Linked DNA regions of Mus musculus: all the other regions are linked to region 1. Evidence: chromatin loops called from intact Hi-C (ENCODE). Cell type or tissue: heart. All regions are shown on one strand.

Region 1 (8,000 bases):
CTTAACAGAGAGAAAAGGCTCCCCACTACCCAAGTAAACTTATGAAAGGGTCTTGAGGATCGTCATAGTCCATCCTTAGATGTTTGAGCCCAGGAGAAGCCACTATCTGTATGGGATTTATTATTACCAAAGGTTCAACATCTCCCTCAACTCCCTTATGTGTAGGAAATGTCAACACCCCCCACGGAATGTCTTTATTTTGCTTTGTTGCTTTCACAAGTAAAGAATAATGCTCAATTTAATACACTCTTTGGGGGATGTGGGGGTGTATAGGCATGAAGAATGAGTCAGGGCCGCCTTAACCTGTAACGGAGGCTGGCCTGGAATTTACTACTAAGTCCAGACTGGCCTCCAACTACTGGGCTCACAGGCAAAGTCCCCGTGTCCAACCTAAGCATTTCTGGAGAAGAGAGGAATACTCACTCACATGTGTGACTCAGGTCAAGGCAAGCAATCCTTAACACATGTGAATGTTGAAACTTTTACATAAAACAACAGACTCTTCAGCTACTGTTTTTGTTTTTGCTTTTGTTTTCTTTATGGTATTGCCTTAAGTGCCCACAAACGTAGCTGACATTCTTTTGCCGCTGCTGCTCCAAAATAGTAACTGTTTTAGGGTGGAGAATTAGCATGAAGCCTCTTACTTTTGACTACTTAAGGATTTTAGGAGCATTAAAATATATGTAACACTCCTAATGCCTGGACACCTGCACACCCCACCGCACACAGAGAGAACAGGAAGGAAGGACCCTTTCCACACAGTGTCAACTCACAGAGGCGGTAACTGAAAGATGAACACCTCCCTCCACTACTTTTAAAGCAATGGTATTCTCAAAGACATGCCAGCACAGCACACATGCCAACTCTACCCAACCTTGGGAGGAATCATGAGTAATACTGAAGTGTTGGAATAACTCTAAGCCTGCTACTGAATAGCGCGAACACGTTAGCATGGGGCATTCTGATTCTCCATTCTGCAGTACACAGCCATTCTAACTATGGCAGATGGGAAGGAAAACATGGGGTGACTTTTTAAGGTTAATGATTCAGGCGACTCTTAGAATAACTTCTACTTGAGAAGCTGTAACTATGAGGTCCTATCAAGAGCCTCTCCAGCTGTTGAAAACTGAGTTCTGGAATTTCCCCTCTGCTTACCCATTCCTGACAATCCTTAAACCCAAATATCACCGTTTAATGACTCCAGAGGAGTGCTTCTAGCCTCCAATGGACTCAGAACTCCATCTAAATTTTCAATTGGTCTCCTGATTAAATGTTTATGGAATTAACCAGAAACCTAGCCTCCGAAAGCCACAGCTGGCTCCCCTGCCCCGCCCCCTAGTCTTCCTTTATAAGTAGCTGAAGGACCCCATCTGAAAGCCAAGCCATTCAGAAGCCTAAGAGACCTGATGCAAGTCGGAAGAGACAACGACAGTCGTGAGGTCTAGGCAATGGCACAAAAGTGGGGCACCCACTGCCCTGGGAAACGCTAGGCGCTCGCTGGGGTACAAATCGTCCCGCAAAGAACAGAACAGGATATGGTCGGAAACTTAAGTCAGATCTGCACGGATTCCCAAGGCCCCAACCCTCTTCCACCACCCTCCTTCCTGTTTATGGGTCCACTCCCACAACTCCGACTACTAAAGGGAAAGCAGACATCTCCAAAATATGTCAACACATGACACAACTTGAAGAAGCAGGCTGCTCTGTGGCGCGGGTTACAACTTGCCGGGCTCACACTGGCAAACAGGCTCACTTTAATTACTTTTCATTTACTATGCCACGCTTCCCCTCCAGGGCCCCCGCAAAGACCGGGGTTAGTGAGAACCGGGGAGCCCCGGTGGAGGGAACCAAAATGTGTGGGCGGAGAGCCAGACACCAGCCTCTGCTCGCACAGGCGCAGAACCAAGGTTGGCACCGCCTCTCTGGCTGCAGCAAGCCACGGTCGCGCGGCGCGGAGGCCGGGGCCCCGACACTACGCGGAGAGGACAGGGCTAGCCGACGGCCGGCCACCTTTGTCTGGCCTTCCCCACCCACCAGGACGCAGAATGCTTCCATGTAGAGGTCCACGACTTGGTTCGTGTTCTGGACTTGCTCGCGGTCGCCCGAGATGCCCCCACTTCCCGCGCGCCAGGAACAGCTCCTAGGCGCATCCCTGCGCTCCTGCACCACGGTCGCAGGTCGCCGGGGCCAGGAGGACCACCGTGCCCGCTACAACCACCGTGCTCGTTGCAGAACCCGCTCCTGCCGAGCCAATCTAGTAACACATTCGGGCCCGGCGGGAAGGAGCGACAGCCCGGCTCGCACACGCGTGGCCAGCCCCGGCCTTGTCTCACCTGCCCGAACCGTGTCCGAGAGGTCATGTCCCGGGGCCGTAGTCCTGGGAAACTCCTTCAGCTTCCTGGCGCTCAGGTTCAAGCCCCCAGAGTTGGCCGCCTCCTCCAGCGCGCGCTCCAAACCACGGTTCAAGGGCAGGTTGAAGCCGGTGCCGCCGGTGCCTCCGTGGTGCTGGTGGTGTTGGTGGTGTTGGTGGTGCTGGTGGAGATGCGGGTGCAGGGCGGTTACCGAGAGAGCGGGCGCGAAAGCTTGGGGTTCGCTTCCCGGCGTCGCCATCTTCTCCCGGTCCCCCGCCCCGCCGCTCCTGCGCGGGGTCACAGGTTTCCCCGGCGGTCCCGAGTCCCCGCAGCGCTCCCTCGAAAGCCGCGGGACTGCGGGAGGGGCGGCAAGCGGCGCAGAGGTGGAGGCAGCAGTTCGATCGCCAAGGTTTCCAGCCGGGGGAGCCAAGGGCTGCGGCGGCGGCAGCGACGGCAGCGGTGGCGCGCCTGTGTCTGCTCGTGCTCGCGCCCCCGCCCGCCGCTCCTCCTCCGCAGCTTGTTGGCGCTCCACCCCCGAAGCTGGCTGGAACTGGATGCACATTCTGGGTGACTTTCTCTCCAGCCCGACCCCTTGTAGTTTACACATCTGCGGGCCAGGGTATTTTGTCGGTTTCGTTTTTGTCTTCTGGGATTTTTTTTAAGCCGTTTATGAAAACCCAGGCGAGGCGGGAGACAAGATTTGGAATACAAGGTCACAGGGAGGAGAGTGGTTCTGGTTGATTGATCCAGAGTTGCCCCCAAAAGCAGTTTTTCCACTGTGGGTTTACCCTCACGGACGCCCCCTGGCATTTAGGTGCTTACCATACAAAATCTCTCACTAAATCCAGGAAATCTGTGAGTGGAAAAATTGCTTCCTTCAGCGAGAGGAAGTTAAAGCGAGCCGCGATCACCCCTGCAGAATTCGAACACGCAGCCCACAGTCACCAAAATTTTGCACCTTCACTACAGACCACAGGAACAAGAAAGACTTCAGGGCAAATAGACAAATCTATAGAGGAAGGGCTTTGAGAAAGGGTAATTTTTATGATAAAATACCCAAATTATTACTCCAAGCGTTAGAACGCCAAAGACCTAGTGATCACAAAGGTCATATCTTAAACCTAAGCCTAGGTACTATGAAATGTTCCGGGTGCGCCACCTTCTTATTCATGTGAGGCATGGGAACTGAACTGTCTGATTGCAAACAAATCTTCTGCCATGGGTTGACCTACAGTGGGCGCCTGAGCCAGGCCTTGCACCCCATGGAAGAGCCAGAGGACCTGTGTCACCTAAAGCCACCCAGCTGGAAGACTGATAAAGCCTCCATTCCCTTCCCACACCTTAACAGCCTGGGACCCAAAGCTTGATAGTCTCTATGGAGTGACTCGGCTTGGAGAAATGAGGCTGGAGTGAAGTATGGACATGATACAACTTTATCATACATACTACAGTAATGCAGATCTGTGATAGTCTAGGCAGCCGCGTGGACCTAATGACTTCTTGGGCTCAGCACTAAGTATGACATGATCTATGTCACTTGCATGGACTTCGCTACAGGGCTACCCCTTAATTCCTGAGATTCCAGGCTGAGAGCAAATCCTACTTATTCCGGAAGAAACAGGCGCCACCTAGTGGTGTGCCGCCCTCACCCCCCACCACCTTCCTCCTCTCTGGCTCCACTTCCTTCAAGTCTCTATGATTTCATAAACTGTGCCTTAAGCTTAGTTTTGTTTTCACCCTGTTCTGTAGGCGGTCTCTTCGATCTGTTGCTTCCTTTGTGGTGTAGAAGCATTTTCATTTCATTCAATCTTGCTTGACAGTTTTTGTAATCATTTCCTGTGAGCTTAGGGCTCTTTTCAGAGAATCCTTCCCAATTCCTGCATCATGGAGGGTTTTTTCCTGTTTTCCTTTGACCATTTAAGGTTTTTGAGTGTTATATTAAGTGCTTTGATCCATTTTGAATTGATCTTTGGGCAGGGCAAGATACAGAGATCCAGTTTAATTCTTCCACATGCAGAATCTAGCTTTCCCAGCGCGATGTGCCAGAGACCTTCTTTTCTCTGGTGTGTGCTTTGGGTACCTAGTGAGGTAGCCTTAGGTGCAGCTGCACTGATTCATTCCTGAATCTTCTGCTCCTTTGAGTTACGTGGTTTTGTGGCAACACCATGCTGTGTTTCTTCCTGCAGTTCTGTGATACTTAGAATCTTCTATTGCCATTCCTCCAGCCATTACCTTTTTTGTTCAGTATTGTTTTGACTACCCAGCATCATTTGAAATTTAGGTTGTCAATATCTAGGATGTTAAAAGAATGACAGAAAAATATTAAACACCCAAGAAATCTATCCAGTCAACAAATGGGCAGATGAAATGAACAGACACTTCTCAAAAGATAAAGTACAAATAATTTAAAAAAAAAAAAGATGCAAAATATGTTCAGAGTCCTTAACCAGGGGGAGCTGTAATCAAAACTGCAATGAGAATACATCTTACCACCAGATAAAATGGCTAGCACTAAAACAAACAGCATCGGATACTGATGAGAATGAAGGAGAGGAGGGGAAGGAAGACTTAGGTCCCTTTAGCAATAACATCAACTAGTATAGCCACTGTGGAAATCAACATGAAGGGTCTTCCAAAACTAAAATAAAGGTAGAACCACATTCTGATATTATATTATATACTGTGGTGGAATATTGAAAGATAAAGACAGAATGCCAGGTGCAGAAAATAAAAAGAAAATTAAAATAAAAAAAACAGAACATCTGTATAAAGAGTTCTGATCCAGCTGCAGCATTCTAGAGAATACACCCAGAGGAGCCTAAGCCAATACACTACAAATACACACACATCTGTGGCTCTATGGACAAGTTATAGAATCAGCCTGGGCATCTGAATAAAGAATAGGCAGTATTATATACACAGCGGAGTTTTGTTCAGTCATAAGGAAGAACAAAATTGTGTCATTTGCGAGGAAATGGATAGATCCAGAGTTCAGCATACTGTGCAATATATGCCAGACTCAGGAAGACAAATACTCTAACACAGAGAGTTGATGACCGAGAAAGGGGCCTATCTGGGAAGAGAAGGGGGACTTGTTTGATGGGACACCAGAGAAGATAATGGGAGGAGATATGAGAAAAGAACATAGCTAACTTTAACAAAAATGTCATTATGAAAATCTACAATCTTACACAATGAACATGCACTGCCCTGCTTTGCTTTCTAATGCTGTGATCAACGCCACGGCAAAAAGTAATTTAGAGAAAAAAAAAGGTTTACGCTTAGAGCTTAGCCATCCTGAGGAGAGGTCAGAGCAGTGGCAGGAGCTGAAGCAGTCGTTGGAGGAATGCTTCTTACTGGCTGGCTCCTCACAACTTGTTCCTCCTCCTCTTTTATACAACCCAAGACCACCTGCCCACACAAGGAACTGACTACAGTAGGCTGGGCCCCCCCCCCACATCAATCATCAATCAAGAAAATGCACCCACAGACTTACCTACAGGCCAACCTGATGGAGGCATTTTCTCAATTGAGGTTCCCTCCTCCTAGATGACCTTCTAGCTTGTGTGAAGTTGCCCCCCCCCAAAAAAAGCAAGCCAGCAAGCCTATACACTAATAAAAGGGTCTAACGTGACTTTGAAGTTACTTAAGTGAAAACATATTTACATCATATAAAAATTGATCTTTCTTTTTTCCCCTGTCCTCAGTGACCTTTTGCTTAAAATCTAGCAGGGAGATGAAGACTATTGCCCCCATCCCCAATGGACTACAAACCTAGGTCAGAACAAGAGGTAGACTGAATACACCCACCACAACAGGCATAAATAACTTCTTTTAAATAAAAATAGATTTAAATTTAAAAATCCTTTCTTAGAGGAGCAAAGACAATGAGTGTATACTTTGGATAAATATCCAAGTCCCCCCTACCGCCCCCCAGTGTCCTGTCCTGTCCTGGTCCTTGTAGTCTCTTGTATCTTGTGCAGATTTCCAACCTGCAAACTCTGTAACCAAATCCTCTTAGCCTCTCTCTCCTTCCCAGTATCTCAAAACCTACAGTATTCTGCATGTAAAGGCTGCACAATGTCTCATAGCAAGTTGCTATTTGCTGGGATAGCTCTAAAGTTTTAAATGATTTTTTTCTGCACAAAAGGAGGCGCTTTTTCTTCAAACTGAGAGGAATCCTTGCCTCTTGACACTAATCCTGAATATTTCTAAAAAAAAAAAAAAAAAAAAAAAAAAAAAAAAAAAAAAAAATCAAGATATGCCATGTGTCCTTTTGGATGGCTCTCATGCCGCTTCATTGTTTCTTCAAAAGCATGGACATGTCTCTTTTGTTAGATGCCCTGTTTATTTCATTTCTCCTAAAATTGGAGTCCTCTCCTTGTCATTGAGCATATAAGGTCTGTTAGGAGGGACTGTGTTGTGTCGTGCGGCTATTGCTGTTTCATTGGGAAATGAACTCACAACCATGCGGATCACCCAGAGGATCCTGACTGAGTTCCCTCCCAGGGTCTGGTGTCTCAGGTTCTCATCTCTGGTTTCTTTGAACTGTCTAGTAAACAGTGAGCTCTCCTGGGCTCCAAAGTTGGCACTCCCAACCCTGTAGCCTCATTATTTAACTATCCAAGAACTAAAAACACTCAGAAAAAAAAAAGTCAACCAAACATATACAGATTGTTTTTGCCCTTGTCATCCTTCCTGAAACAATATTATATTGGGAACTATTACACATGAATCAGATATTACAGGGAATCTAGAGAGAATTTAAGGTGAGTGGCAGGCTACAGGACTTCAGCATCTTCTGGACTCAGTGTCTGCAGGGAGGTCATACATCTAACCCCCCATGGAACCACTCTATTTGTAACATATTGTCTACTGAAACTCACCAAGAATTCTCTTTGAGTAGAAACCCAAAATCCAGTCCGTGTTCTATGGTCCCCTCTGCTCAAAGCTAACTGGACAAGAAGAAGCTGACACCATGCCCAGCCATCCACAGCCAATGAGGTCTCCCATCAATCTCTGGGTGAAAAATCAATCAAAAACACGTGGAGACCATGATCAAATCAGAACAGGCATTTGACCCCAAGATCAGCAGAGTTCAGCCTTATTTACATTTATTTATGTCAGTGTCCTCTAACCTCTCTGCGTTGGTTTCCTCATTCAAAAGAAAGAGGAGGAGGAGGACGAGGATGAGGAGGAGGAGGAGGAGGAGGACGAGGACGAGGAGGACGAGGAGGAGGAAGAGAAAGAAGAGGAAGAAGAGGAAGAGGAAGGAGGAGAAAAAGAAAAGAAAGAAAAAAAAAAGAAGCCAGAATATTCCCTAATGAACACCACCCTTTTCTGGTCACTCCCATACATGTTCTCAGTACCAAAGTATTCTCTTTGTAATATATCTGTAAATATTTGTCTTAAATACCTGTAAGTGATCAGGGCATGTGTGCTCACTAGCTTTCAAGGGCAGGGATTGGGCCTTTTGTTCTCATCCGTGTCTGGATGAGTCAATAAATCATGTTGCCTGACTGAGATCTTTCAGTTTTGCAAAGCAGCTAAAACCATCAACACGGATTTCTCTGAAGATTATAAATATAACTATCTTGACATGTTTCAGACATTTGGCTCGTGTTCCAGACCACTAGTCTGTGAGTCAGT
Region 2 (8,000 bases), 130 kb before region 1:
TTGGAAAAAAATCACAAAATTGACACCAAAGTACATCGATTAATAATGTGATTATGACTTCATTATATAAAACACATCATCATTATTGAAGTTATTGATATATGGCAACAGGCTGTCAGCCTAGTTCTAAGAAGTATTAAGATCACACACCTATAATGAAAACTTGTAACTGCCAAGGACATCATAAATTCTCTACTCAGGGTTTCCTCCTCTGAGGGACAACTTATTTCTTTGAAACAGTTACTAATTTTATCTTATTGACACATATATAGAAGCAGTAAGATATTTAATTATTTTATGTCCTAGGGTTGAAAACATTGTTTTCAGTCAATTTGAAAACCTTTCCAGTATTTAAGTATACCTTGCAATATAAATATAAAATTTTATATATATGTATATGTGTGTATAGTTATTTTGAAAGTGCCATTAGGATAGTTTGAAATTCCAAGCCATCCTGTTTAGCAAATCTCAAGGTCAAGGAAAAGACCTCTGCCCTGTAAAATTCTCAAGAAAAATGTGTGTTTCTTTAAGTGGGTCACTGTGGCTACTCTAGTCTCTGGATGCATAAGGCCTGTCTTACACCACAAATGTCCCAAGGATGCTTGAAAGGATTCTAACACTTACACATGAAACTGGAAATGGGGGGGGGGGGCGGTTAATACCTATACATTCTACATTTTAAAAACTGAAGCCTGCAGATCTTAACCTTAAGATACAAGAGCACACAGGTACACAGAAAATTTATAACTCTTAACATGTTTCAACTTGATACAGGTATTCAATCAAGAACAGCAAGTTTGAGATAGCAACTGGATATATGGCGATATCACACACACACACACACACACACACACACACATAGACATACAACACACACACACACACACACACACACACACAGCTTAGGCTGGCCTCAAATCCGTGACCCTCTTAACCCTGTCTCCTAAGTGCCAGGATCACAGGAGCATACTGCTACACCTAGCTTGAAGCGATCAATTTTTAAAATACAATAGTTTTTACAATAGAGTTTGCTATAGCCGTGCTAAGCATAAAGTCAGTACAGATCCTATTTAGAAGCATCCACACATGTCCTCAGGAAGCGCTGATTTCTGACGAGGAGAGGCTACACTACAGGGATTAGAGATTCCCCAGCATCATTTTTTTTTTTTTTTTTGTATGCCATTATTTTCTCAAACGCCAAGTCATAAACGTGAATTACGGGAACAAAGTGTACGGATGCTGACGTCAGGTTATCTGGGCAGCTGTGGCGAAGGGCATTCTACACAGCCTCTTTCAGGAAGGAAGGCATTAACTCACCTGTCTTCCACGTGTTGGTGTAAATGGGGCCTCTCTATGGTGGGGAGGTAAAGAGAGTCACTTGTCTTAATCTGGCATGCTTGTATGCTCAAATACTTAAATATGTGTACTTTTCCTTTCGTGCAAATCTGCGGAGAAATCAGTAATGCGTATTTATTTCTCAGTGACAAAACAAGATGTAAGTTCCAGGTCCCCGACCACGCAGTTTAATCTTGAGACTGTCATGGTAAGTAACTCCCTAACAATGGTCACTAAATACACAAGAGTTCTTAGGACTCTTTCCTCCACATTCCACTTTGGGCAGAAAATCCTGCTCAAGAAATACCTAACCTTTTCAAACTACTAAATTCTGACAAAAACATATGTAAGTGAAAAGAGGGTAAAATTTATTTTTAAAAAAAAATCAGACAGCATTGGGAATAAGTCCAACTCTAAAATATGGAAGAAAACGCAATTATCTTCAAGTTCACAGACAGCAACTAAGAGTTTAAAAGATCATCATAGATTTAATAAGTCATTAGGTTATTTAAGAAGAAAAGAAACTGTACAATATTTTCATTTGTACTGTGTAGCGTTCTCATAGTTTGATCTGTGTCTCAAAAAAGTCAATAATCATATTTTAAGACGTTTGAATTCCGTTTTCCCAGCTAATGTTCAAATAAGGCATGTGTGACCCCCTTTGTAGGCTATACAGCCTATGACAAGCGTCACATGTGTCGCTGAGTGGTTGGTACTTTATCAAACCTGAAACTCCGTCCTTGGATGGTTCAGACACGATGACAGGGATATGAGAACAGATGTGACAGTGCCACAGGCAACCTATCAGTCAGATTTACTGAAAGTCTCACTGTGTGTTTTGAGGGGGGTGGTGGGGTGCGGACTGCATCCCATCATGCCTAGCGCAGCCTCCGGTATGCAGAGAGAATCAGAGCAGGGGCTCTGTGGAGAGTCACTCGTGCCACTACTGTGCAGCCCTGGCCGTTGCTCTAGGCAGATCCTCACCTGCGCCGGAGGGGACTGCAGAGGGTTGTTCTCAAGCAGGAGCACCTGCAGCTGCTTCATCTCCCTGAAGCAGACGGGGATCACCAGCACCTTGTTGCAGGAAAAGTCAAACTTTACCAAGGGGAGATCTACTAGCTCTGAAAGAAGAGAGAAAGGGGGGGACATTAAAAAAAAAGTCTCAGAAAATGGCAGGATCAAGTGGCTGTGTAGTCAACTCAATAGTCAACTCTCTGTGTATCTAGAGATACGCAGGCTAGCAGCATCAACAGTGAGCCATGTTACCCGTATGAGACTCATGGCATGCGCGCATATAAAGAATCTCCCTGAATGGGGGACCGTTTCCCTGGACACTCACTCATACAAACTGTACTGGAAACACCTACCACTCACACCATCTAAAGAGCGTGTTTTCTTCCAGCAAAAGAATTGCACAAGCCATGCCACTCGGAGCATGTTCTAACTATATCCCATTTTCCCGACCCACTGGCTGATTAGGGATGCTATGCTATACAGAAAACCCTTATCTAGTCAATGTTCATGAGCTGGCACAGGCCCAGAATGAGTTTCAGTAAATATGCTCCCGATTTTGTCAAAGGGTCCCCATTGCTACCCTCCGATACATACTCAGTGTTATCTAATTTAGGATTTTTCAAAAGGACCCATAATTCCGATCTGGCTGGGCTTCGTCCCATCGCCTTCGAAGCTGCCCACAGCTCAACTCACAGGAGAGGATGTCCCATTTAGCCTGAGGTTCCCACCCAGTGGCATAATAAACACTCAGTAATTTCAAGCATTCCAACCAACGCTGACAGCTGCTAGGCACGAAGTCAAATATAATCCCATAGAGTGAAGCCAGGCTGAGGCACGCCAGGGCCTAGGGTGACGCTGGCAGATCTCTGAGCTGGCTGGGTGGTGACTACAGTGGGGTCACTTCAGAACAGTGCTCTGCATTTTGGGTATGGCAGCTGTTAAAGGCCAAAATATAGTGGCTTCAAATACTTCTGGCCTAAAGTGGAAGAGAGCCAGAAACTAGATAGGGAGAGGACTTGAAGGAGAGGACGGGAGCCTTTAAGAAGCACTAGCAGTTAGTCCCTTTTCCTTATCTACATGGCTGAGGCTTTCGATCAACTCTGCAGTACTATTTTAGCCCAGCCAGCACCACTCCCTTGGGGTGAGTGCTCCGTCTTCTCAGAACGCAAGGCCCTGGGAATGATAGGGGCTTTCCGTCTTTCACCTCTCAGTAGATTACTTGGTCTTACAGAATAGAGTAATTTTGAGACCAAAATTCTAGAAGGAAGAACAACACTCAACTCCCAGGTCTCATATAGTAAAGCCCATGTCAGCCTCAGGAACTGTATTTCAAAACAGATGTCAAGGAATCCCTATTTCTACTTTGACGGAGCAGTTCGAGTCCCCAACGGGGGCAGCCATGAGTCTCACGCCTTACTCCTAAAGGTTGTTTTGATACGGGTTGTGGGCACAGGGTGGAATTATGGGGGGGCAATTGTACATAGTGGAGGGGAAAGTTATGAAAGTGAACAGAAAGAAAAGGAGGTATTTCTATTGCTGGGATAAACACCATGACCAAAATCAACCCGGGAGGAGAGGTTTTATTTCAGCTTACAGCTTAGAGTCCATCATAAGGGTAAGTCGGGGCAGAAACTGATAGAGAGACCATGGAAGAGTGCTGCTTACTGCCTTGTTCCCTGTGGCTTGCTCAGCTTGCTTTCTTATAGCACCTAGGACTACCTGCCCAGGGATGAAACCACCCACAGTAGGCTGGAGCCCCCCACAATGGAACATTCATCAAGAAAATGCCCCCACAGACTTGCCTACAAGTTAATCGGGTGGAGGCATATTTTCTCACTCTGGCTCTCTTCCCAGATGGTCTAGCTTGTGTCAACTTGACAAGACAAACAAACAAACAAACAACAACAAAACCTAATCGGTATGGTTAGGATTTTCATGTTACAGTTTACAGACCAGCTAAAAAGGATGGGGATTCCCAGGGCAGGATGACTTCAAAGCTTGGCTGTCTCAACAATGTTAAAATAGGATGAGACCCTGTATTTTGTGGGCTTGTGTGATTCCTTTGCTACAAAAAGGGGGGCTTTTTAAACAATAGCTACTACATAGCAAGTATTCCCAGAAACTCTTTACCAACTAAAATGAAGACTCTAAATTATGACTAGCAGACCGGCTCCTCGGGGGAGTAGAGAATTTGCAGGCAAGCAGGTAAAGGAAACTTTTGATGATCGCCACTTCCCTGCCCTTTGGTTCCAACGTGTAGTGTAGGGGAAGACTCTACAGTCTCACAGTAGTGATGCCTTGGAGGGAATGACAGACTCGCAAGGCTGACCCACAAAAGGTCAAGGGACAGAGCAGGTAACGAGGAAAGCAAGCCAAGAAGGGCAGGAGGAGAAGCAGGGAAGCAGGAAGCAGGAGTCAAACAGGAGGAGGAAGAACAGGAAAAGAGGAAAGGAAAAGGAAGAGAAACAAGAGGAAAAGAAGAGGAAAAACAGCACAGAAGCAGGAAGAAGGGGAATGAGGAGGAGGAGGAGGAAGAAGAAGAGGAGGAGGAGGAGGAGGAGGCCGAGAAAGAACTCCACATTCCACTTTCCAGTCAAAGAGAGGCAAGAAATAAACACTTTAGTCCCCTGCCCTCCTGTCCTAAAAAAACAGAGTATGGCTTCCATCAGCTGTAGTAAAAACACACAAAACTGACTGAGGTAACTGGGCTGCAAACTTTATTTTTTCCCCTCCTCAAATTGAAAACATATGAGGAGAGATTTCCCCCAAGAGAACAAATGTAAGTAAATAAAGAGGGTCACTCATGGTGACCGGATACCATCAACACTTGTCAATTAGAGCTCTCTCCTCTGAGGCAGGAAAAAAAAACTTGATATTCTGTTGTTTTTTTTTTTTTAATTTGTTTTTTTTTTTTTTTTGAATAAAAACCGCATTCAGGGTAAACATAAGTTTTACCTTTGGGTATATTTTAAAATATCATAGCTGAGGATACATAGTTATAAAAGGAGAGTAAGTTATAACTGATCTTTATAGGGAAAAGAGTGTCCTTAAGGTGAGAGAGAAGCACTGAGAAAAACAGAAAAGTAGGCCCTGCAGGTGCTCCCTCCTCCCCTGTGCCACACTGTGACCACACAAGAATGTAATCGGTTTTCCCTTTGGAAATGGGTTCAATCATTTATGGCATTTCCACAGTGGTTATCGCAGGCACTCAAATGCAGCGGGGCTTCTTAATGCCTGAAAGGTTGTGCTGTACAGATAAACTGTGAATTAAAATTTTGTTTGTAGTTATCCTTAGTATTATTTGGTTTTATTATAATTAGGGAAAATAGTTTTATGCACTCAAAAGAAATGAGACTGTGCAGTGACAAATGGAAAAAGTAAACCTCCTTTTATGAGCTCATTCAAATAAGGCAATGACTCCCACACAGAGGTATTTTCTAATTCTTCTTTGAATGTAAGCCAGCGTGAGTAAGGTGAGAAACAGGGAAGGATAACCGAGCCCTCTACCATCCGCATGGTGCATTTTACAAAGCTCTTCTGCATGGGTTTAGGAGCTGTTTCCATGTCTGGAACAAGCAGTAACAGGATGGCAAAAACCAGGCAGCTTTCAAACTGCCACTAATAAATGCCAAGTGAACTAGGTGCCAACTGCTTCCAAGTGTGTGCTTTTGAACTGAGATGCCTTTCAAAAGACTCATATGGAAATCTGCTAACTGCAGAATCTTCCTACAAGTGTCTAGGCATATACATAGAGTTAAAAGGGAGTTAGTTACCTTCTAACTTCTAATGGGGCAACAATGTTCCTATACTAGACACCAGAGAATAACAAAACAAAACAAAAGCCCAATGCCAAGAATGGGTTACTTCTTCTGGAATTGTTGGCCAGTAAGGGCCCACCAGTTCTCAAACATTGCCAATGCTCTTGGTTTCTCTCCAGAACTTGACAGTTAAGACCCTGCTTCTGAAGATGCCACATATGTGAGTCATGGAACATAGCGAAATCGAGCTGGTGCCGTCGACCTGGAAGTGTCAGCCCACTGGCTAGCATTCACAGAGCTTGAAAGTGCTCTGTGAGCTTCCAGGGCAAGCCAGTGATCATCAGTCATACCCAGCTCTGAACCCTGGGAGCTACAACACAGACTGGCCTGGCAAGGCATGCCCACTGGTGTGATGGTGGCTCAATCATCATACAGGTAAAAAAAAAAAGCACATTCTGAATGGATTTAAGTCATCCCCACAAGATGAAAACTATACCTAGCACCATTAGAGATGGCTCGTTAGCTAAAAGGCCCCAAGGTAGAATCTACTACCATTCTGTTAAAAATTGACATTGTATTAAACTGACTCCAAATAACTCATTGTTATGTCCACAGTTCAGTACATCTCTCAACCCTCATCTGAGAAGCAATGGATGAACTGCAAACAGCCAAGGCCAAGAGAATGAGAGACTCACGCTAAATGGGAAAATATATACCCTACCCTCTCATCCCATGGCTTGGGGATCACTGAGGAAGAGAGGGTGAGAAAAAGCAGAAGACCCAGATGGTAGAGAACTCTAAGGAAACAGTGGCGTCTGGATAGAGCAGAGTGGCTCAGTGTATGAACCTGCAGCAGTTGTGACAGTACACATGGGATGGATGAAAGGCAAGCCTCAGCATGAAGGTGGAAATTGTCCACGAAAGCCTACTCCCAGCCAGGGAGTTACTGGCAACTGTTAGCTGCTAGGGGAGAGAGAGGAGGAGAGGGGACGGGGGGGGGGGGGGTGAGAGAAAAATTTTCTCTAAAAGAATAGCCCCTGGTGACCTGGCCATGCTTCTAATGGAAGGCCACCCATCCAAAAAATACTTGGGTAGCACAAATTGGGCTTGAGTTAAACAACCACAAAAATGATGAATAGCACACAAAGGTGGCTGGGCAGGGGGGCAGGGTTGGATTTAGTCAGAATTAGGGAAAGGGGAGTAAAATGATCAACTCATGTTATATGAAATTCTCAAAGAACTAATATAAATTTTTAAAGTATATTTTGGAAATCAACATAATCTCTGGAAAGTAGAGTATGTTTTAAAAGAAGTACCTGGCACTCTGCTCCCCATCTACTGTGTGTGTGTGTGGGGGGGGGGGGGATGATGGTTAGCTCTGATTGTCTTTCCTAGGTGAGTTAATATGGGAAGACGCCGCCCACTGTGGGCAGCACCATTCACTATAGAGGTCGTCCCTGTGCGAGTGGAGAAACACAAGCAAACAGGCATGATGCATTGGCTGTGGGCGTGACCAGTTCCCTCAAGTTCCTCCCACCTTGACTTCCTCACATGTAAGACTGGAACTATGAGCTAAAAATAATCCCTGTCCCCTGAGCTGCTTTTTATTAGGGCGTTTTATCATACAGAAGTGAACCGTGTGTATGTGTGCGCACATTTTATCTATGTACATGTATGTACATGTATGTACACGTGGAAGGCACAGTTGGCCATCAGGCCTCTTTCTCTATTGCTCTCTCTTTTGTTCTAATTTGTTTCAATATTTGATACAGGATCTCTGCTCTAAGTCTCCCTTCTATTTTGTGATTTAAAAACAACAACAACAACAACAACAACCCTGGCAAAAAGCAACTGAGAGGAGAACTCAGGGAGGAGAGTGTGCACTTATCTTGC
Region 3 (8,000 bases), 100 kb before region 1:
CTGTCCCTGCCCTGCCTGGGTAAACAGGACAGGGAGAGAGGAGAGGGACGAAGGCCTGGCTCCTACCTGGTCCTCTGATGTCACTTTTTCAGTAACTCCTCATCATAAACCAAGTAACAGGGCTCAAAAACATCTCTGGCTTTTTTTGTTTCCTGCCAAATACACAGGATGGATTCTCACACACTAGCACCTTGCCCTTTCTTGTTGTGGTAAATACTTAATATTAATTTGGGGGTTTCTACCCCACCTTGCACCTTGGATCATTCAGTTCTCTGATAAAAGACACACAAACTTTTATATTTATAACAAGCCTTAGTCACATGGGTAGATATCAACCCTCTATGGCTTTCAGTATCTACTTCCCCTATCACTAACCCCGAGGATAGGACTTGCTGTGCTCCTGCTGAGACACACCTACTCTGACTGGGCAGCCCTCATGGCTAGTTCTTTTTTTTTTTTTTTTTTTTTTTTTGTTCATAGCAGTTTTATGCATAATAGCCAGAAACTGGAAACAACCCAGATGTCCATCAACTGAGAACGGATAAAGAAAATGTAGTTCATTTACACAATGGAATACTACTCACCTATTAAAAACAAGGACATCATGAACTTTGTAGGCAGATGGATGGAACTAGAGAATATCCTGAGTGAGGTAACACAGACCGAAAAGGACATGTATGGTATGTACTCACTTATAAGTAGATATTAAACATAAAGTGCAGGATATCTACACTACAATCCGCATACCTAATTTTCTTATGTGAAAATATTTCTCTGGGTGATAAAGATTTAGTGCTCACTAACGGAATGTATATTAGTCTTAAGTCCTGAAACATGTGCTGTTGTTGACATGTATCTGTACTCTAGCCTGTCTTTTTTTTTAATTAGGTATTTATTTCATTTACATTTCCAATGCTATACCAAAAGTCCCCCACACCCTCCCACACCCACTCCCCCACCCACCCACTCCCACCTCTTGGCCCTGGCATTCCCCTGTACTGAGGCATAGAAGGTCTACACGACTAATGGGCCTCTTCTTCCATTGATGGCTGACCAGGCCATCTTCTGATACATATGCACCTAGAGACACGAGCTCTGGGGGAGTACTGGTTAGTTCATATTATTGTTCCACCTATAGGGTTGCAGATCCCCCCAGCTCCTTGGTTACTTCCTCCAGCTCCTCCATTGGGGGCCCTGTGACCCATCCAAAAGCTGACTGTGAGCATCCACTTCTGTGTTTGCTAGGCCCCGGCATAGCCTCACAAGAGACAGCTATATCTGGGTCCTTTCAGAAAATCTTGCTAGTGTATGAAATGGTGTCAGCGTTTAGAGGCTGATTATGGGATGGATCCCCGGGTATGGCATTCTCTACATGGTCCATCCTTTCGTCTCAGCTCCAAACTCTGTCTCTGTAGCTCCTTCCATGGGTGCTTTGCTCCCAATTCCAAGAAGGGGCAAAGCCACTTGATCTTTGGCAAGGGAGCTAAAACCATCCAGTGGAAGAAAGACAGCATTTTCAACAAATGGTGCTGGCACAACTGGCGGTTATCATGCAGAAGAATGCGAATTGATCCATTCCTACCTCCTTGTACTAAGGTCAAATCTAAGTGGATTAAGGAACTCCACATAAAACCAGAGACACTGAAACTTATAGAGGAGAAAGTGGGGAAAAGCCTCAAAGATATGGGCACAGGGGAAAAATTCCTGAATAGAACATCAATGGCTTGTGCTGTAAGATCAAGAATCCACAAATGGGACCTCATAAAATTGCAAAGCTTCTGTAAGGCAAAAGACACCGTCAATAAGACAAAAAGGCCACCAACAGATTGGGAAAGGATCTTTACCTATCCTAAATCAGATAGGGGACTAATATCCAATATACAAAGAACTCAAGAAGGTGGACTCCAGAATATCAAATATCCCCATTAAAAAATGGGCCTCAGAGCTAAACAAAGAATTCTCACCTGAGGAATACCGAATGGCTGAGAAGCACCTGAAAAAATGTTCAGCATCCTTAATCATCAGGGAAATGCAAATCAAAACAACCTTGAGATTCCACCTCACACCACTCAGAATGGCTAAGATCAAAAATTCAGGTTGACAGCAAATGCTGTCGAGGATGTGGAGAAAGAGGAACACTCCTCCATTGTTGGTGGGATTGCAAGCTTGTACAACCACTCTGGAAATCAGTCTGGCGGTTCCTCAGAAAATTAGACATAGTACTACCGGAGGATCCAGCAATACCTCTCCTGGGCATATATCCAGAAGATGTTCCAACCGGTAAGAAGGACACATGCTCCACTATGTTCATAGCAGCCTTATTTATAATAGCCAAAAGCTGGAAAGAACCCAGATGCCCCTCAACAGAGGAATGGATACAGAAAATGTGGTACATTTACACAATGGAGTACTACTAGCTATTAAAAAGAATGAATTTATGAAATTCGTAGGCAAATGGATGGACCTGGAGGGCATCATCCTGAGTGAGGTAACTCAATCACAAAGGAACTCACATGATATGTACTCACTGATAAGTGGATGTTAGCCCAGAAACTTAGAATACCCAAGATATAAGATACAATTTGTGAAACACATGAAGCTCGGGAAGAAAGAAGACCAAGGTATGGATACTTTGCCCCTTCATGGCTAGTTCTTTACACCATGGTGCCTTCTATCCACTGTTCCCTCTTTTCCTCATCCAGAGAACTGAAGCCCCGCCCACCTCTCTTCTGCCCAGCTATAGGCTGTAGACATCTTTACTCAACCAATGGTTTTAAACTAATGAGCAAGGCTATATAACATCCCTTGCTGTACAAGAAAATCTTGTTCCTGAGGACAAGCAACTTTGGGGGCCAGTATTTAGCATTACAATACACAGCAAAAGACCAAACCTCAACACTGCCTTCCTAAATTAAGGGATTCACAGGCCAAGATGTTTCTGATGGGTTTACTTTTAAGAGAGTATTATTTATATGTATCTTGACTGAAGAACTTATCAGTGTCCATTTTGAAGGCCTAAATTAATTACTTTTTGTTGGTTTATTTTAGAGATATTTTTCTTGAAAAAAATTTTTTAAACCATAGACATGTAATATTCTTTATCTGATTTCACTATCAAGGAATAATACAAAATATAACTGTGTGTGTACATGTTCTTCCCTTAATAAACTGACTTAGAAATGACTCAGAAGTAATTCATAGGAAATGCTTATCAACAATTTATCTGCTATGACCTTTGTGTTACTGTGCAGAATGAATACCAATTCCGGAACCACGAGGGAGGGACTGAATCCCACCTTTGCCAAAGCCTTCATTTCTATAGGCTGAGGCACACCATTTAATCTCTAAGGCCTTGCTAGCTAAAAAATGAACATAGTAAGAGCTACCATGGTCTGGTAAGATGGCTCAGCAGTTGAAGGAGCTTACCACCAATACTGATAATCTGAATTGAATCTTCAGGACCAATAGCAGAAGAGAAGAAACAGACTGCAGAAAGTGGTCTTCAAATCTCCACATATGCTAAATGACTCACACATGTGCACACACATAAATAAACAAACAAACAAACATAGAAGATATTTTAAAAGATCTACCTAGTAGGAGCTTCTAGATGCAAAAGTGCTTGGCCAAACACTAAATGAAAGCAAAGCCATCCATATCTTACTACTAATATGGTTTATAAGGAGAGTTAACAATAGAGCAGATAAGTGCTCAGCTACTTCAACTCATTGTCCTTAATTGCTTAAAATTCCAACTGATTTTAAGCACTGACTAGCAAGGGCAGGGGAGACACCACTGGAGACCTAAAAGACATAACTACTTATTAAGTATGGAAATCATCCAGATGCCCCAAGTCAAACAGGCACATTAAAAACCTGTAGGACAATTAGGAGAATTTTACCTAAGACATTTTATACTATTAAAGAGTATAATAATTACTCCGTTTAGTAAATAAGACTTTCCTACGCTCTAACAGGAAAAAAAAGATTAAAATAAGATTCTATGTTTCAATCAGTGAAAACATACAAGCTAAAAATAAATAGAATCAAAGACCTGCCAAACTGGGCTCTGCCCCCAGCCAAGTCCTGTCTTTAGTCCAGACAGTCAATGAGTTTTTCCCTGCAGTCATCCACCCGTTCATTCTCTAGCAAAACAAGAACCCTGGGATATACTTCTAGGTCTTCAGACAGTTATAGAAACAGTGATGTGAAATTATTTAATCTCCACAGAACTGATAAGAAAACACCTCAGGGCTGGAGTCACTAGACTGGTTTCAGTGTGGCCACACCAGACTTAGCCTTGGCAGCTCCTAGCAGAGAGAGGGCATAAACACCTGGACTGACTGCTGGAGGATGACTGTCTGTGCTGGGCACCTGATCTGCAGGAAGCAGCCATTGCTTTAGCCAGGACGTTTCCTTGGCTGAGGGATTACCTCACCTGCTGTGAGATCTGCTCGCCTTCCCTGAAAGCATCATTGCTGTCTTCTGTTTTGCATATAGCACTTGCTAGTTTTCATACACACAGGGCAGTGAACAATATCCATAGAGGACCCATTCATTTTCCTGCTTCCTGCTTCCTGCTTCCTGCTTCCTGCAAAGCTTCTCACCCTGCCTTCCCTTAATGACTGAGTACTTCCCCCCTCCCCCACCTCCCCCCCCCTCCCCCCCCCCCCCCCCCCCAGCCAGCATAGCACTCCTAACCCCAGGCCCTTCCTTCCCACAGGAATGTGTGACAATTAACTACAAAAGCTGCCTTTGAGTTACCTCGTGATAGTATGGATGCACTTTAATTTTATGCTATAAATCTAAAATCAAATAAACACTATACTTATGCCTCATTGTAGAACAAAAGAAATATCTTACATAAATACTTCAATCTGAAAGTTTTGAACCCAGGGTCTCACGTGTTCTACTATTCTTCACTAACCTCAGCCCAGAGAAAGGATTGAGTTCAAGTTCAATGCACACACCCAATCTGGGAGCCCAAGTTTAAACCTCACTTTGAGAGCAACTGTGATAACTACAGCCTTGCCACTCCTGTCATCTGCAATCTTAAAATGCCTTAAAACTAGAAACGCACATGATTATTTCAATTATGACTTGAACTGGGTTCTTGGAAACTATGCCAATTAATTTCATGCCCACACATATAAAACGCATGTTTGCAGCAGGTCAGGGATTCAGTTTGAAAGGAGAACTCAACCAAATTCAGGCCCCCAGACTAAATCTTCAAAGGCAGGCCTCAGCATTCAGCACGATTCTGCAGTAGCTGCTGCACAGCCTTTCAGCTGTGCCTGCCTGTACCATATTTGGGGACTGCAACTGTACTGGTTTCCCACAATAACAGCCCATCAGTCTCCTCTTGAGTATAAATAACTCACTGCTTAAAATATTCCATATGTTTACAGCCCAACTGGGTAGCAACCACTGCTAAAAAATAACCACAGTTTGATTAGATAATGCCTCGGCCTCAGATCACTTCTCTCCTTACGACCAAGCTCGTTAAATTCAAAGAGCGTGGCAGTCACTGTAAAAACTCCAGCTTGAAATGTGCTTCATTTAAAATGAAAATACATGCTTAAAATCAAGGAAGAATCTTCCAAGAAAAAGTACTATACGTGAGAATGTTAATTTATCAAACACTTTCAAAACCAGCAACATAGGTTTGGGGGTTATACTGTTGTATGTGTTTGCAGGGAGGGTGTGCGTGTGTGTGTGTGTGTGTGTGTGTGTGTGTGTGTGTGTGTGTGTGTGTGGTGTGTATGTGTGCTCGCATGTGTATGTCATCCACCCTGGTTTTTGTGACAGGTTCCTTCATTGGCCTCTAACTCGACAAATAAGCTAGGCAGAGTGGCCAGCAAATTCTTAATACCCACCTGCTTTCTTAGTAACAGGTTTATCAAAGCTCATGGGTCATCCCTCCATGCATTCACTCTGAGATTTAGGAACAGCACAAGCAACCCAGAAGATGGCGAGAGAAAGGCACAGACTTTCCGGCCGGAAGCAATAAAACGCTGCACTAGTAATAGTTAATGATTGGTCCCTGCAAAAGAGGATGAAGGAAAGGGGTCAGGATAATTCTGAGATCACCAGCCGTTGTGACAGAGAAGAATAAAAACATCAAAGAAAGCGAGAAAGAAGCCAAGGTACATAAGAAATGACCTTAGTCTTAGTTACTTTTCCATAGCTGTGGTAAAACACCACAACCAAGGCAACACAGAGAAAACCTCCTCTGGCTTACGGTTCCGGAGGTACACTGGTCCATGACGTCAGAGCGGAAGTAGCAGGCTGAACCACAAGCAGGAAACAAAGAGAGCTAGCTGGGAATTGCCTGTGGCTAATGAAACCTCAAAGCCTGCCTCCACCATCAAACCCAAACTCCACCCCTAACACACACACACACACACACACACACACACACACACACACACACGTGACGCACCTCATCCAGTAAGGCCATACCCCCTAAGCCTTCCCAAACAGCCTCAGAAACTGGGGACCAAGTATTTAAACATAGGAGTCTACAGGGCCATCCTCATTCAAACCTCTACACTTAAGTTTGGCTCATGCTGGATTTTGAGGTATAAATGAGACATCCAAGAGAACCGGGATGGTAGGCAAGGAAGGAAGGAAGGAGTGATGTTCAAGGGAGCCAAACAGATGGAGAATAAAGTTGAGACTTGTGAGACAGGAGGTCTTAGAGGTAGCTGTAGGGACCAAAGCTTTGGGAAACTCCAACTTTAAATAAGTGCAGGAAGAGAGAATATTCAGACTTCAGAGCTGAGAAGAAAGAGGAAGAAGCAGAAAAGCCCCAGGAAAGGGTGATCAAGGAAGGGAAACATTGCTGGCATCATTACCAAACAAAATCTCACTATTTCCCACAGCTCCTGAAGCTATGCAAATTTTTCTGCTCATGAAGCTATGCAAAGCTCCTGAAATTATGAAAGGTGTGGGGCAATGGGCTACGCGCAGACAGCCTGGTTTCATGAGAGAACTCCTTCTGTCCCATGTAAGTGAATTACCACTACCGGTTCCCGGGGTTCAAGATCTAGTCTCGACTGGAAACCAAGCTATCTGTGCATAGCCCATTGCCCCACAAAAAGGTATATAAACAGTTCTGCTTCCTCCCTGTCAGGACCAGGCAACATCACTCTGAACTACAACCAATTATATACTACCTGTGATAGTATTTTTCTGCAGTATATAAGCTATAGAGCCTTCCTATGGGATTTCTGGAGAGCTAAGTATAAAAGTTTGGTGACTTCCAAGGAATAAAGAAGAGAAACTTCCTTTAGACAACGATAAAGGATTCCTGGCTAGTGCTATGGATTCTATCTAAGATCACTGTAACCAAACACTCAATGGTCACCACAGGGAAGTTAAGCTATTTTCCAGGGTACATTCTGGCTAAAGGACACAGTGGCCTCATGGAAGACATCATCTACAAGTGGAGAGTGCTCCTAAGTAGTTGCCTGAACTCCCTGTAGGGCTCTCATTCAACTTACTAACTAAAAGCAAGTGAACTCTCAAAGCACACAGGTCATTCTGTGGTTCTGCTTCGCCACCTGCAGCCAACGGGACCCTCACACTCCTTACAATACTTGATCTAGACGTGAAAGAATCTGTAACCTCTGGGAAATATTTTCTCCATCTATAGCCCTGTTCAATGAGCTCACTGCTGTGCAACTCATCCACATCATGATAGAATTCTGAACTAGTGCCAAGAATGTAGGCGACGCCAGCCCATAGGCTAAGGACCCAAGAGGAAACAAGGCAGGAGGAAGAAGCCCATTAGCACAGGCATCCTCTCCAGCTGCTTCCAGGCGGCTAGAAGGAGAGCAACCCTGCTCTCCCACTCCCACAGGACAAGGGTCCACATGAGCTGCTTTCTTCTTCTTCTTCTTCTTCTTCTTCTTCTTCTTCTTCTTCTTCTTCTTCTTCTTCTTCTTCTTCTTCTTCTTCATTAATGTATTTTCTTACACACCATATTTTATTCCCCTC

The links. A loop is a pair of places that touch in the nucleus more often than their neighbours do. Peaks named below come from ENCODE experiments on the same cell type or tissue, not always from the same donor. Only the 100,000 strongest peaks of a DNase experiment are listed, where the experiment ranks them.
Region 2: a loop joins it to region 1, with 2.4 times the contacts of the local background. A loop is called at or near these places in 3 of 42 quality-filtered maps.
Region 3: a loop joins it to region 1, with 3 times the contacts of the local background. A loop is called at or near these places in 17 of 42 quality-filtered maps.

The regions. Positions count from the first base shown.
Region 1 is chr14:74,945,051-74,953,050 of GRCm38, forward strand. It overlaps Lrch1 (leucine-rich repeats and calponin homology (CH) domain containing 1), which reads right to left and starts at 2,827. Exons shown (of 19, transcript NM_001252132.1): 1 at 2,334-2,827. The coding sequence starts at 2,610. In heart, CTCF peaks have their summits at 2,870 and 3,989 (motif pointing left); DNase peaks (open chromatin) are centred at 1,881, 2,851, 3,591 and 3,931; H3K4me3 peaks cover 3,219 bases; H3K27ac peaks cover 2,559 bases.
Region 2 is chr14:74,817,175-74,825,174 of GRCm38, forward strand. It overlaps Lrch1 (leucine-rich repeats and calponin homology (CH) domain containing 1), which reads right to left. Exons shown (of 19, transcript NM_001252132.1): 5 at 2,320-2,456; 6 at 1,318-1,445. It overlaps Gm52135 (a long non-coding RNA gene), which reads left to right and starts at 1,444. Exons shown (of 3, transcript XR_003951185.1): 1 at 1,444-1,543; 2 at 6,287-6,542; 3 at 6,723-8,000. In heart, no CTCF peak of the experiment used is centred here; a DNase peak (open chromatin) is centred at 3,297; H3K27ac peaks cover 1,009 bases.
Region 3 is chr14:74,841,512-74,849,511 of GRCm38, forward strand. The region is part of intron 2 of Lrch1 (leucine-rich repeats and calponin homology (CH) domain containing 1); the gene reads right to left. Among named protein-coding and RNA genes, the nearest start is that of Gm52135, 27 kb to the left of the region's middle. In heart, no CTCF peak of the experiment used is centred here; a DNase peak (open chromatin) is centred at 6,290; H3K27ac peaks cover 4,170 bases.